Regions from separate parts of the Homo sapiens genome. Here region 2 is linked to region 1. Evidence: read pairs that join two places in POLR2A ChIA-PET (ENCODE). Cell type or tissue: A673. All regions are shown on one strand.

Region 1 (8,000 bases):
AGTCCTGATTTTTTATTTCTAGTGTTATCTTCATTATTCCTCTACACAAAATCAATATGGTTTTTCTACCTACTTTTCCTCAAGCTTGTTTCTCACATTCCAGTGTTCATTCCTTTCCAACAACATTTATCCCTCTGCTATCAGAATTGTGCCCATTCAAGACTCAATTAGCCTTAGAAAGAAATACTCACAGGTATGTCAGTTTTCCCTGGTTTTGATTATCTAGCTGAATTATAAATTTAAGGGAGAAAGCAAAAGTGGAACAGGAAAGAGCTTGGTGTATTTCCTAGTGCTTAACCATTAGGCCTTGAACTTAGTAGAAAATACTTGCTGTCTAAGTCTCTAAATGTAAATTTAGTTTAACTCTCTTTGTCTCTTATTAAGTAATAAAAATTATTTTACCTATAGTACCTGGCACTGTGCTAACAAATTATGGGAGACAGAAAATATAGTCTCAGCCCTTGTGCAGTCTAGAGTGGTTTTATTGGTAATTAATTAGGTGGCAAAACACTTGAGTGAGTTTGTTAGATGATTTGGGTATCAAATTACGGAAAGAGCTTTAAGTTCTTAGCCTTATAGGAGTGAAAATAGAAGTTAAATGGTAGTTTCAACTACAAGTTTTAGAATAACTTTTCAATAGCCTCTTTGGTGTAATATCATTTTAAATTTTATTTTTATTTCATTGGAATGTTACTCATTGAAGAAAAGTTGTCCTATAATAATAGGCATTGATTTAAACCTATAATAATTGGTTCATTTTTAAATGCTGTAGAATTGTAAAGTTGGAACAGACTTACAGAACTTCTAGTCCCATTCTTCCTCTTTTCAGATGAGGAAAGGACCCTGGAATGTTTGGTTGATTGAACATTGTCTAAATTGGCCCAACTATTTAGAGACAAAACAGGAACTAGAACATGAGTTTTAGACTTCATGGTTCCCTCTTATATAACTTACTGTTATTTTTCTCAGTACATAATAACTGATAGCATATATGTTATTACTATATTTTCAGTTACTTGCTCATCTGGTTTTTGTTATTCCTGGAAAACAGTCAAGAAAATCTATCTCTAATTATAAAGGAGAAAACCCAAGTGATTTGTCTAATGTCACATAACTAACAAATTTAGCAAAACTAGAACTAGGACCTAGATCTTTAGTTTTCTAATATATTGCTTTTTTCACACCACCATACTGTTTTTCCCATACTGTTTCTAATAATACTAGTGACAATTAGTATTATTTCCAAATTATTCATACAAGGAAGTTTAGGCAAACTGAGAACATTCTCAAGAAAGAGTGATGGACTCTATTGTAGGGAAAAATAATCTAACCTTTCCTTACTGCAAAATTTCATTTTAACAGTTACAGTTTTCATAAACTTCGTTCTACTCCTTTGAAATTTGAATTCACCACTGTCTGGAGTTTGAGGCTGGAGGACAGTTCCAACATAGAATTATAGATTTGAGTTGGTTTGTGGTAATTGTTTTCATTCATAACAGGATAGTCTTTTTTTAAAATGCCTTTTTAATAAATAAATGTTTTAATTAAATGTCTGAAAACCCTAAAATGTCAATTAATTAAATGCAAGTCAACTTCTATACAGTTACATATAAATTATATTCAGTGTAGGATTTCGGTTCACTTTAGTATTTTTAAAAGAAAGTAGGGCAGGACCTCCAAACTCAGTGCCTGGGCCCTAGGAACTATGAAGGTCTTGAAACAGCCTTTCTGGAGAAGTTGGAAATTCGGGTTTTAATGTGAAATATTCCCATCTTAAATGGTGACAACTTATTTTGAATTTTTTTAAAGTATGTAGGCCAAATAAAATCTGCTACGGGCCAGATTGGGCCCTTGGGCCAATAGTTTATGAATTTTATTTTATTGGTTTGAATTACTGAAATAGTTTTCTTGCTGGTTTTTCCACCTTCATGCTTTTAACCTGTCTTGTTCACAGGTATCTCCTTAATCTTTCTAAATCATCATTCCATTTATCTGCAAAATAAAATGCAAATTGCTAAACCTGACATTCAAGACACTGTATCATTTTGCTCTTAATTGCCTTTCCACTTTTATTTTTTATTACATGTGCTACAAAAACACTGACTGTGTTCAAATTAGACAAGCCAGGTGAATTCCCATCTCTAGACCTTTGCTGACTTACTTTCCTTATCCTGATGCCTATATTCCTCTTCATCATTTGTCCAATTCTTCCAATACTTTCAAAGTCACTTTATGTCTGCATTCTCTGTGAATTCGTCTCCTGACCACTGTTACCTCTTTCTGTGATATTTTTTTCTCCTTAGCATTCATATCTTAGGTAGTTTATGCCGCTTTGCCACTTTTATATATATAATATATATTATATTTACATATAGTATATATATATTATATATATTATATAATTATAATATATAAATAATATATATTGTGTTATATATTTATGTACCATATATAATTATATAATATATAAATATATATATTTTTATGTATAATATATATTTATATATTATATTTTATATATTATATATTTTATTTATTTATTTTTTTCCTTGAGATGGAGTCTCGCTGTCTCACCCAGGCTGGAGTACAGTGGTGCAATCTTGTCTCACTGCAACCTCTGCCTCCCGGGTTCAAGGGATTCTCCTGCTTCAGCCTCCCGAGTAGCAAGTTGCAGTTGCCCACCACCATGCCTGGCTAATTTTTGTATTTTTAGCAGAGAGGAGGTTTCACCATGTTGGCCATCTGGTCTCAAACTCCTGACCTCAAGTGATCTGTCCACCTCAGCCTCCCAAAGTGCTGGGATTACAGGCATGAGCCACTGTGCCCGCCTTTAATACACATTCTTATGTGTGTTGGTTTTGTCTCAGTAAATGTTTGGCGATGGTGAAAAATCTAGAGCTGTATATGCAGCTTCAAAGTCTAGGAAAGAGCCTAGTTTCTTTTTTTTCTTTCTTTTTTTTGTAATTTCAACTTTTATCTTAGATTCTGGGGGTACATGTGCAGGTTTGTTATGTGTGTATATAGTGTGATGCTAAAGTTTGTGGGACGGTAGATCCCGTCACCCAAGTATTATGCATAGTACCCAATAGTTTTTCAACCCAGCACCCTTCCCTCCTCCCTCCAGTTCCCAGTGTTCATTGTTGCCTTCTTTATGTCCATGAATACCCAGTGTTTAGCTCTCACTTATAAGTGAGAACATGCAGTATTTGGTTTTCTGTTCCTGCCTTAATTCACTTAGGATAATGGCCTCCATCTGCATCCATGTTGCTGCAAAAAACATGATTTCATTCTTCATGGCTGCAAAAAAATCTTTTTATTGAAGTTTAATATACATTCAAAAACATGCACAAAATCATTAGCCCACAGCTTGATGAATTTTCACAACTGCATACACCTGTGTAACCAGTACCCAATTCAAGATCATAACATTACCAGCCTTCCAGAAGCTCTTCTTACATTCTCTTCTAGTTATTACCCTAGTCCTGCTGCTCTTCAAGGATAGCCACTGTGCCAGCCAGGATCATCTTTTAAAAGATGGGGTCAGGTATACCATTAGTCAAGTTTGTCCTATTTTTTATCTTGTTGCAAATATGGAGAGAATGAAAAATAATTTCTCTTCTTACCAACACAAAAATAATTGCTAAAGCAAAAATGCAGAAGTCAGAATTTCTTCATTATCAAGGCTTCTTTATCAGTTTATTATTCAACTAAAGTGATACTGGGGGATTTAAATCTTTCATGTAACTTAGGAAATGTCCAGGAATTACTATAAATGACTTTTGTCTTCTGGAACAAAATGCAAAGTAACCAAGAAATAGGAAAATAGATGTAGAGCAGTGTGCTACCCCCAACATGGCTGTTCCTGCCATGGAGGAGGTACCAGAGAATAACTGGAATCCAGACCTATGGCTGAGGACTCACTTATACTGAGAAAGGAGTCCCCTTTCTGTACATATATTCTCTGAATATTGAAGATCAGATTTCTTCTATCAATAATTAGAACTCTATGAAAGATTTTTAATTCTGCAATTTATGTTTTAAATGCTCATTGTTTCCTATAACTTTTTCAAAAACAACTTGGTTAAAACTCTTCTGTCTTAACTTAAAATAGATTACCTATAACAGTGGCTTCGCTTTCTGTTTCTTATCAGAACCCCTGAACAGTGCCCAAGTGTTGTCTCTTTGTTGTCAGAGAGTTACAACCCTCATGTGCGCTACGGAGCTGCAATGGCCTTGGGGATATGCTGTGCTGGTACAGGAAACAAGGTAAAGCCCACAGCCAATGGGGTCAGTTCTTTCTTGGCGCCAGACTGTTTTCCCTCGCCGCAGAATTTATGTAACAGCTGTAAAAATACAAGTGCAATGTGATCTGTAAGAGTAAACTTGCCATACAAAGCTTCCCAGTACTCCCTCATTCTGCGATGCTGGATTGCCCAAAGCTGCTTAAGAATAAATCGTCACATTACATGGATAGCTGTAACTGAAACAGTGCTTTTGAATTTCTTTTTGAAATCATTGATTTCTGGGTTTTTTGTTTTTGTTTTTTTTGTTTGTTTATTTGTTTTGAAACGGAATTTCACTCTTTCATCCAGGCTGGAGTGCAGTGGCGCAGTCTCACCATGTTGGCCAGGCTGGTCTCGAACTCCTGACCTCAGGTGATCCACCCGCCTTGGCCTCCCACAGTGCTGGGATTACAGGCATGAGCCACCGCACCAGGCTTTTTTTCTTTCTTTTTTTTTTTTTTTTTTTTTTTCTTTTGAGTCTTGCTCTGTTGCTTGGGCTGAAGTGCAGTGGCAGGAACACTGCCCACTGCCAACACACTCAGCTAATTTTTTTATTTTTTGTGGAGAAGGGGTCTCACTATGTTGCCCAGGCTGGTCTCACATTCCTGGGATCAAGTGATCCTCCTGCCTCAGCCTCCCACAGTGCTGAGATTACAGGCATGAGCCACTGTGCCTGGCCCATTGATTTCTTAAAAAAAAAAAAAAAAAGAAGAAGAAGAAGAAGAAAATAAAATAGTTTTTGTTGTTGTTAAATAACTACTCAGGTTATTTTATATGATTATGTTACATGTTTAATTTGTATAATTAGTATTCTGGAAAACAAGGTTCTCATCCGAAGCCACCAAAATCGGCTGATTTGATAACATTTCTGTTTTAAGCAAATCACCGATGTGCTATTTACCTGTTTTCTCATATCTAACCTTAATAGGTAACCTGGTATTTGTTAAGCCCTCAAAAGTTATAAAAAAAGAGTTGAATGGGGTAAGGTGATGATTTGAAAACATAATTCATCATGAGATTCATAAAGAAATGTGCTATTGCATAAATAACAAGTATTCATAATTCACAGCAGTGACATAATCATGACACTTTGACTCTCATAGCACATATGCACAAACCTTGGCCACCTCCCAGAAGTGAACCTTTTAACAAAGTGTGTATGTATAAGACTGAGAGCAAGGCTTTGCTCCCAGTGCCTTTGCATCAGAGAGAAAGGAGTCACTTTTTTTATCATCTGTTGTCCAAACTCAAAACAAAACATAGTTGTAAGTTTATGGACTGATTCCAGGAATCTAAAAATTTTAGATTCCTTGAATTTTTTTCCAATAAAGAATATTGGTATTGTGGGCCAGGCACTGTGGCTCACACCTGTAATCCCAGCACTTTGGGAGGCTGAGGTGGGCAGATCACGAGGTCAGGAGTTTGAGATCAGCCTGACCATCATGGTGTGAAACCCCATCTCTACTAAAAATACAAAAATTAGACAGGCATGGTGGCACACGCCTGTAACCCCAGCCACTCAGGAGGCTGAGGCAGGAGAATTGCTTGAACCCAGGAGGCAGAAGTTGCAGTGAGCCAAAATCCCGCTATTGCACTTCAGCCTGGGTGACAGAGCAAGACTCCATCTCAAAAAAAAAAAAAAAAAAAAGAGTGTTGGTATTGTGTACAAATAAGTTTTTCTAGTCACATGAAAGATTATTGAGGCTGGGAATAAAAATAGCTATTTTTGGCCAGGTGCAGTGGCTCACACCTGTAATCACAGCACTTTGGGAGGCCCAGGCGGTTGGATAACCTGAGGTCAGGAGTTCAAGACCAGCCTGGGCAACATGGCAAAACCCCAACTCTACTAAAAATACAAAAATTAGCCAGGCGTGGTGGCATGCACCTGTAATGCCAGCTACTCAGGCAGCTGAGGCAGGAGAATTGCTTGAACCCAGGAGGTGGAGGTTCCAGTAAGCCAAGATCATGCCCTTGCACTTTAGCCTGGGGGACAAGGGTGAAACTCCATCTCAAAAAAAAGGCCAGGTGTGGTGGCTTACACCTGTAATCCCAGCACTTTGGGCAACCAAGGCGGGTGGATCACCTGAGATCAGGAGTTTGAGACCAGCCTGGGTAACTTGGTGAAACCCCTTCTCTACTAAAAATACAAAAATTAACCTGCTGGGCGCGGTGGCTCACACCTGTAATCCCAGCACTTCGGGATGCCGAGGCGGGCGGATCACCTGAAGTCAGGAGTTCAAGACCAGCCTGCCTAACATGGCAAGAGCCTGTCTCTACTAAAAATACAAAAAATTAGTGTGGTGGCAGGTGCCTGTAATCCCAGATACTCGGGAGGCTGAGGCAGAATTGCTTGAACCCAGGAGGCAGAGGTTGCAGTGAGTGGAGATGGTCCACTGCACTCCAGCCTGGGCGACAAGAGTGGGACTCTGTCTCAAAAGAAAAAAAAAAAAAAGCTATTTTTCACTACACATGGCAACAATTGTGTAAAAATTTGTAAAGAGACATCCCTCCTTTCCAGTATTTCATCCTATTCTGTCTGCTTACCCTGCTATACTTTTTTTTTTTTTTTTTTTGAGACAGTGTCTCACTCTTGTCACTGTCACCCAGGCTGGAGTACAATGGGGCTATGATAGCTCACTGCAGCCTCAATCTCCCAGTCTTAAGCAAGCCTCCCAATTAGCTGGGACTGCAAACGCATACCACCATGCCAGGCTAATTTTTTTTTTTTTTTAATAGAGACTAGGTCTTGCTGTGTTGCCTGGGCTTTATTTTTCTTCACAGCACTTACCACCACCTGATATATTTTACACTTATTTATTGTTTGTCTTTGCCGAAATGTAAGATCACTGAGAATATAATGTTCACTGCTGGAACCTAAAATTAAAGCTTTGTTTGTTGCATGAATGATGGATGGCAAGATCATTAAAGGATGTGATGGTGACCAAGTTGGACATCATCTCTGTCATTACAGAGTTTTGTTTTTTATTTTTGTTTTTATTTATTTATTTGTTTGTTTATTTATTTATTTATTTTGAGATGGAGTCTCACTCTGTCACCCAGGCTGGACTGCAGTGGTGCAATCTCGGCTCACTGCAACCTCCGCCTCCTGGGTTCAAACGATTCTCCTGCCTCAGCTTCCTGAGTAGCTGGGATTACAGGCATGTGCCACCACACCCGGCTAATTTTTATATTTTTAGTAGAGGCGGGGTTTCACCATGTTGGCCAGGCTGGTCTCGAACTCCTGACCTCAGGTTGTCCACCCGCCTCAGCTTCCCAAAGTGCTGGGATTATAGGCATGAGCCACTGTGCCCGGCCAGTTTTTTTATTTTTAATTAATTTACTTATGTTTTAATTTATTTGGGGGGAGAATTTCTTACATGAGAATGTATCTTCAGTTTTACTAGAGATGTCATTGGGTATATCGAATGTAGTTATAGAAATTGGCCTTATTTTTTTTCTACAACACATCTGTTCTGTAAACAAAGGAAGAATATAGTTGTATGTTTTACTAAGTATTTCCCCCCTCGAGTCTTAAGTTGACATTTATGTCAGGCCTCATAAGTTAAATGTAAATTAGATTCTTTTTTCTTTTCAGATTATTCTGAACTTAATATGATATCTAGGAGCAAATGTTCTTTGAAACACAGCATCTGACAAGTTAATTGAATGAAAAGTTTTTTTATTACTCATACTAAACAAGCCTTTATTTCTAGATAA
Region 2 (8,000 bases), 81 kb after region 1:
CCTTTTGAGTGATAGGTTGAATTTAGCATCTGTAGTCCTTTCCCAGATGGGGCTGGAGATGGGAAGAGAGGAGAAGGCTGAAATGTGAAGCTGCTGCGGTGGCTGAGCTTTGAGTGCAGAGTAAATGACAGAAGGGCAGCAGAGGCAAGCTGGCATTTGACCCCGTGCATTAATGACTGCCCTATGGACCAAGGTGAACACATGAGAATGTCAGAACACCAACGGTGGGGACAGTGGTGGAGGGAGCAGCAGGACCATACATTGTGGTAGCCGTTGTTGGAAGGCTCTTCCTCAGGTTATCACTCTTGCAGGGAAGATCACAGGAGATTTTCATTTTCTGTTTGTATTTCTGTTTAAGTCTGGGGGTCAAAAGAGGGCTCATGGTATAGGTCAACTGAGATGTGTTTGTAAGAACAGGCTTAGTCTATGTACGAGACTGTGAAGGCCATGATTAGTAGAGCCAGTGTGGGAGCAAAGCCCCACATTCACCTCCTCTGGTTTTCTCATTGAGGGCCAAGAGGAGATAGAAGCCCCGAGAGGGGAACTGACTTGCCTGGGATCCACATGGAGTAGTGACACAGAGCGAGCCCAGGCCTTAGCACAAGAAAGGAAAGGAGTGACTTGGAAGCTTTTGTTTCCAACACCATAAAGAAATGCCTGTTAATCTTTAGAAACCGCTCCTGCTGGAGGCATGGTAATGCAGACAGATACTTATTTATATCTGAAAAGTAGAAGCAATGTGTCTAGGTAATAATGGGGAAGCTAGTTAAATAAATGTGATAGACAACATGAGGTTTTGTCCTGCCATTAAAAATGTTTATGAAGAATTTTAAGGACATGAGAAAATGGCAATAATAAAGTTAAAAAGCAGCATATTGAACTGTATATATAGTTGTCTGATCTTCCTGACATAGTCTCATTAAGGGGGAAATTTAGGGTGGATGGTAGAATTCTAGAGACAATGCACCTGCCAGGTTAGATAGGGGATGCCAGCGACACGACTGGGACAGAAGGAGCCTCAGAGAGAGGATGGGGTGAGCAGATAGACTGGGCATTGATCTGGAGACCTCAAACAAGTGTTTTCCCTTCTTCTAGGACAAAGAGGAGCTGGATGAAAAGATTTCCTACTTCAAAACCTACCTGGAGACCAAAGGGGCAGCCTTGAGCCAGACCACAGAGTTTCTTCCTTTCTATGCCCTTCCTTTTGTTCCCAACCCTATGGTGCACCCCTCATTTAAAGAACTCTTCCAGGTAAATGTCAGCTTTTAACTCTTGTGTCAGATCCTGGGTGACATTGTGGTTTTACCTTCTGTATGCTGGGGGCTTCTGAATGATGCTTTAAAAAAACTAAAATTTGCTTACATTAGTATTATTTTTAGTTATAACCATAATTTGTTTAGTCAGTCTCCTATTGGATGGTTAGTTAGGTTTGGTTTTTGCCATCCTATACTAGCAGTGGTTTGCAACTTCTACATACATTAAATCTGGAAGAGTTATAGTAATTAACACTTTGTAATAGCAAAAACTAGGAACAACCCAATTGTACACCAACAGGAGCATGCATAAATACATTGTATTATATTCACACAATGGAATATTATACATCAATGAGAATGAATGAACTAAATTACACATTGATGAAATCTTAAGCCAGATACAAGAGAGGACATGCTATGTGATTCCCTTTGTATATACATCAAAGCAAACAAAAGTAGTTTTTAGGCATATGTGTACCAGTGTTAAAATGTTACAGAAAGTTGGCTGAGCACGGTGGCTTACACGTGTAATCCCAGCACTTTGGGAGGCCGAGGTGGGTGCATCACTTGAGGCCAGGAGTTTGAGACCAGCCTGGCCAACATGGGGAGACCCCGTCTCTACTAAAAGTACAAAAATTAGCCGGGTGTGTAATTCCAGCTACTCAGGAGGCTGAGGCAGAACAGTTGCTCAAACCCGGGAGGTGAAGGTTGCAGTGAACCAGGAGTGCCACTGCACTCCATCCTGGGCAACAGAGTGAGACCTTGTCTCAAAAAAAAAAAAAAAAATTACAGAAAGCAAGGATTCTCACCTGCTCGAATGGCAACCTAACAATTTTTACATTATCACACACAGAATTGACTTTTTCAGGATGTATAGTCCTATGAATTGTAACACACATATGTTTTGTTTGTTTGTTTGGTTGGTTTTGTCGCCCAGGCTGGAGTATAGTGGCGCGATCTCGGCTCACTGCAACCTCTGCCTCCTGGGTTGAAGCGATTCTCTTGCCTCAGCCTCCTGAGTTTAGCTGGAGCTACAGGTGCGCACCAGCACACCTGGCTAATTGTTGTATTTTTAGTAGAGATGGGGTTTCACCATGTTGGCCAGGCTGGTCTTGAACTCCTGACCTCAGGTGATCCACCTGCCTCGGCCTCCCAAAGTGCTAGGATTACAGGCGTGAGCCACCGCGCCTTGTTTGTTTGTTTTTTGGAGACAGAGTCTCATTCTGTCACCCAGGTCACTCTCACTCAACAGCAACTGATGCAATTCTTCCAAATCCCAGTACATTTCAGCATCCCATTCAGTTGTAATTCTGTAAAACAACTTTCATCCCTCCTGAATAGTAACTGCTAAACTGAAGGTTACTTAGTTGACCGCTTTCATTAAAGCAGGCCTTTTGTAGAGTAGCCCAAGTTGAAATTTTTGCTGTTTTTTCTTGATCATTCTAGATTTAGTTTTACCTACTTCCTCTCCCAGAAGGTTGAAGAAAAAAGTGGTTAAGAAGGTGATTAAATCTGGAAGGGTTCAGATGTCTTCGAGGATAAAACAAAGAAAATAATAAAAATAAATTTTAAAAAATTAAAAATTAAATTAAAAAATTTCTAAAAATAAATATTCTTGGAAGGAGATGGTAGATTTTCTCACAGTGAGACTTCTGTTCCTAAGTATTCTGTTCGTGAATATTCTGGCATAGTGGCATAGATAAAGCTTGGATCCAGGTGGCAGTAGAGCTGGCAGAATCGGGGATGGGGCCTAGCAGAGGCTGCAGCTGGCAGCTTGACTCACTCAGATTTGGTGTTCCAAGGTGGAGTTCAGCTTCTGGTGGTTTAAGGAATTTAATGACCTTCCGTATTCATGGAGATTCATTTTATTCCATTTTTTTCTTTTGTTAGTCTACATATGTTCTTTTAATGGTAATCACAGATATTTTAGTATGTATACATAATCAAGTCAGTCTTTTGTTTTTTTTTTTGAGATGGAGTTTCACTCTTGTCACCCAGGCTGGAGTGCAATGGCTCAATCTTGGCTCACTGCAACCTCCACCTCCCGGGTTCAAGCGATTCTCCTGCCTCAGGCTCCTGAGTAGCTGGGATTATAGGCACACGCCACCATGTCCGGCTAATTTTTGTATTTTTAGTAGAGACGGGGTTTCACCATGTTGGCCAGGCTGGTCTCAAACTCCTGACCTCAGGTGATCCGCCTGCCTCAGCCTCCCAAAGTGCTAGGATTACACGTATGAGCCATCACGCCCAGCCATAAAGTCTAAATTTAATCTTTATTTTCTTCCAGAACATTCAAGGAACTCAGAATGCATTAACTTCATTCATCCCCTTCACAATTTATGTCCTTTTTTTTTTTGTCAAGTATCTTAGTTATATATTTTAAATGTACAAATTAAGAAGTTTTACTATTTTATGCAATCAGTGTGTGTAGATTTTCCCTTATAGCTACCAGTATTTTTGTTCATCATTCCATCTTGTGTTAAAGACCTCTTCCATCTGGGATAGTCGTCTCCTCTTATTTAAGTACATGTCTTTAAAACCCCCTTTCCTTGAAGATCTCTTCTTTCAGTTCTTGTTTGACTGCAGTGTCTTTATTGCTTTCTCAGATAGGATTAGAATACTAGGTTTACAGTTATTGTCTCTTACTACATTGAAGATACAAATCCTAGCTAGATTGCATCATTTCCTAGCTCGCATTGCTGCTATTTTGAAGTTGGCTGTCAGTCTAATTGCCGTTCCTTTGAAGGTGATCAATCTCTTTTATCTGGCCTCTGGGTTTGTATCATTTCCCTACAGTGTTTCTAGGGATAGATTTCTATTTTTACTTGAGATTTGTTGGGTTTCCTGGATGTGAAGTTTTGTGTCTTTCAACAACTCTGAAAAATTCTCAATTAGTATCTCTTTGTATAGTATCATTCTCTTTATTATCTCCTAGATATCTGACTAAATGTATATTAGACCTATTATATTCTCCATGTCTTTTTTTTTCATTAAAAAAATTGTAAAATACACATAACATAAAATTTACCATTTTGACTTTTCTTTTTAGTATTAAAGAGATGGGGTCTCACTCTATCCCCCAGGCTGGAGTGCATGATTATAGCTCACTACAGCCTTGACCTCCTGGGCTCAAGTGATCTTCCCACTTCAGCCTCCCGAGTAGCTAGACTATAGGCGTGCGCCACCACCATTTTGACCATTTCTGAGGGTTCAGCTGAGTAGTGCTAAGAACGTGCAAATCATTGTGCTCGCCATACCTTTTAACATCTTATGTTTCCTTCTCTTAATCTCTCTGGCTGTATTCTGGGTGATCTCTTCACATCTGCCTTCCAGTTCACAAACTCACCCTCCAGCTATGTTTAGTCTGTTCTTTAACCTTTTCATTGAATTTGTAATTTCAGTTAACTCTTTTTTTTTCAGAAGTTTATTTTTTTGTTGTTTATTGAAATTGCTGGGACATTTTTATAGTCTCTCATTCCTTCCTGTCTTTTATTTCTTTAACACATTAAAACTTTAGGCCAGGTGCAGTGGCTTACAGCTCTAATCCTAGCACTTTGGGAGGCCAAGGTGGGCGGATCACCTGAGGTCAGGAGTTCCAGACCAGCCTGGCCAACATGGTGAAACCCTGTCTCTACTAAAAATACAAAAATTAGCTGGGCATGGTGGCTAATGCCTGTAATCCCAGCTACTCCGGAGGCTGAGGCAGGAAAATCTCTTGAACCCGGGAGGCGGAGGTTGGAGCAAGTCGAGATCACACCACTGCGCTCCAGTTTGGGCAACAGAGCGAGACTCCATCTCAAAAAAAAAAAAAAAAAAAAAAAATTCCTTGGCTTCCTAGCTCTAATTTTCCTCCTGTCTCTGACCTCCTGTTCATTTAACAAATCGACCCACCACGCCCAGCTTGGAAATGTTCTTATTCTCAGAGTTGAAAGCACAGAAAAAATAAGAATGGTCAAGAAAAAAATAGGTGACTCATGTCCAAAGAGGCTTTATTTCAGTCTCATCCCTGTCATTAGCAGAGCATCATAAAGTAAGTAATTACATTGAAAACACATATTTGTTGGTAATACAAAATAGTAATCAACAACAGAGCAATCTAACTGGAAGTCTGTATGTCCCAAGCATTTTGTTTTGTTTGTTTTTTGAGACATAGCAGTCCTTTCCTGAGATTCTTCTCTGTGTGGTTGAGCGTAGACCACCTTGAGTTGTAGCACCTGGGTGATTTCCCTAGGGCTGCCCTAGCAAAGTACCACAGGCCAGATGCCTTAAGACAGCAGGCATTCGTTGTCTTACAGTTCTGGAGGCTGCAAATCTGAAATCAAGGTGTTGGCAGGGCTATGCTGTCCCTGAATCCTAGGGGAGGATCCTTCCTTTCCCCTCCCAGCTTCTTGTAGCCACGGGTGTTCTGTGACTGTGGCAGCATCATTCCAGTCTCTGTCTCCATTGTCCCATGGCCGTCTTCCTTCTGTGTCTGTGTCTAAATTTTCTTCTTCTTGTAAGGACATATTGGATTAAGGTCATATTGGATTAAGGACACACCCTACTCCAGTGTGACCTTATCTTAACTTTAATTACATCTGCAACGACCCCATTCCCAATGACCTCATGTTCTGAGGTACCAGGGGTTAGGACTTCAGCATGTATTTTGAGGGAACACAGTTCAATCCATAATAACACACACCTTATAAACAAAGTTATCATGCAGTATCAGGGAATTACACAATTTTTTAAAAATATAAGAACTCTCTGGTCGGGCATGGTGGCTCATGCCTGTAATCCCAGCACTTTGGAAGGCCAAGGCAGGTAGATCACTTGAGGTCAGGAGTTCGAGACCAGCCTGGCCAACATGGTGAAACCCCGTCTCTACCAAAAAAAAAAAAAATACAAAAATTAGCCAGGCTTGGTGACCCTCGACCCAGCTACTCAAGAGGCTGAGGCAGGAGAGTTGCTTGAACCTGGGAGGCGGTGGTTGTAGTGAGCATAGATCGAGCCACTGCACTCCAGCCTGGGTGACAAAGCAAGACTCTGTCTCAAAAAAAAAAAAAAAAAAGAACTTTCTGCTCATCTGGCAGTATTTTTTCTAGAAATCAGATGACATGCTGGCTAGAATGATTGGGTGGGGGTGGGAGGCATGGAGGAGGGTACAGAGCTGGAGAGGCAGAGACAGTGGGGAAGGATGGAAAGGTCTGAGGGCCATGGGGCAGCATCTAAGAGGATGGTGGGTATGAATTTTTAGTGGCTTCGCTGCATTTTTGTGGAACTTCTTGGTTTGGGTGGAAGATATTTCTGTATAAAGAGTATAAGGAAAATTGTCCTGAGACAAAGATTGTTACTTGTTATGTTTTTTCTTATTTAAGTCATTAATTTTTTCTTCTTGATGAGCATTATTTGAGATAAATAATTTGTTTTTAAAGGACAAATCATGCTAAGACTATATCATAATTCTTGACATGGTGGGGTATTTGTGGCAGAAAATAGCTTCTGTCCTTTTTTCTTATCTAGACGAGGTTTGTGGAAATGAGTCCCTTTCTTGGGGAGACTCTCAGTAACTTAGTGATAATTGTTTATGTTACGCCTCCCAGTGCTGTGCGTGCCTAGACTGTACTGAACTATTTTTGGTATGCAGCCTAATAAGGTTCCTTGTCACGACTGTGTTTAAATCACATGAAATACTCAAATCATGTTCAGGGTTATTTTTTCCCTGTTTATGAAAGAACTCTATTTTTTCTTCCTACTGTGGGCACTTGAATCTTCTGTAAATGAGTTGGTCAGATGTCCTAAGACCTGTTTTTCACAGCCTCACGTCACTGGCATTTTGGTTTTGGTTTCAATCACTGTGCAGGGTTTTTTAGCCTAATGACCTCAACTTGATGATGCTATTGGTACTTAGTAATCTAATGTTTGTATTTTTGTTCCCTTTTTTCTTTAGGATTCCTGGACTCCAGAGTTAAAGTTGAAGTTGATAAAGTTTCTAGCTTTAATATCTAAAGCCAGCAACACGCCAAAGCTTTTAACAATATATGTATCCTTTTGAAGCAAATAGAGACCACCTATGGTTTTAGAGCAGATTTTATTTAGAGTTGCACGCTGGCTTAGGTTTATTGAGGTTGCCTCATTAAATCGGGATAATTAATAGTGTTGCTTTCATATTTACAAGGTCAATGAATCATTAATGGCAGGGCCTATAGAGATCAACTTCTATATCATTGGATCTCTGAGACTTTCTTTTTGGCAAGGTCTTATTTTGATGTCACGTGGCTAGAAGTTGTCTTGGTAGAAAAGAAAGTTTACCTTCTTGTAAAAGAATTCCTTGGGATAATTGTCCCTTTGCAGAATGTCACTTAACCACTTTTAAGCCCTTCAGGCCATGGCATATGGATCGGGTGACCATCTAACTTGTCATTCAAATTGGGACTTCTTTTTAAATAACTTTATTGAGGTGTAAATTTACATACCATAAAATCTACCCATGGTAAGTGTACAATTTAATGCTTTTTGGCAAACGTACAGAGCTGTGCAGTATCACCACAGTCCAGTTCAAACTGGGACACTTTTGAAAGTAAAAAGGGGCACTAACTGGACAAAGTACCAGGGTGACAGGTGTAAATAGAGCCTGTTTCAGAAAGAGCAGAACGTTAGGTCACCCAACCCATGGAAGACTAATTTCCCAAAGGTTATTAGTTTTTAAAGACAAGTATCTCCTTTTACTTGGAATAAAAATGTATCCAAAGTTATTTCATAACA

What was found. Peaks named below come from ENCODE experiments on the same cell type or tissue, not always from the same donor. Only the 100,000 strongest peaks of a DNase experiment are listed, where the experiment ranks them.
Region 2: POLR2A ChIA-PET joins it to region 1 with 9 read pairs; 5 of 35 experiments call an interaction of 5 or more read pairs at or near these places.

Annotation. Positions count from the first base shown.
Region 1 is chr2:231,134,585-231,142,584 of GRCh38, forward strand. PSMD1 (proteasome 26S subunit, non-ATPase 1) reads left to right here. Exons shown (of 25, transcript NM_002807.4): 17 at 4,152-4,266. Among named protein-coding and RNA genes, the nearest start is that of HTR2B, 14 kb to the left of the region's middle. In A673, no CTCF peak of the experiment used is centred here; no DNase peak of the experiment used is centred here.
Region 2 is chr2:231,215,543-231,223,542 of GRCh38, forward strand. It overlaps ARMC9 (armadillo repeat containing 9), which reads left to right. Exons shown (of 25, transcript NM_001352754.2): 5 at 1,096-1,251; 6 at 7,186-7,278. Among named protein-coding and RNA genes, the nearest start is that of ARMC9, 21 kb to the left of the region's middle. RefSeq lists an enhancer at 6,898-7,197. In A673, no CTCF peak of the experiment used is centred here; no DNase peak of the experiment used is centred here; H3K27ac peaks cover 413 bases.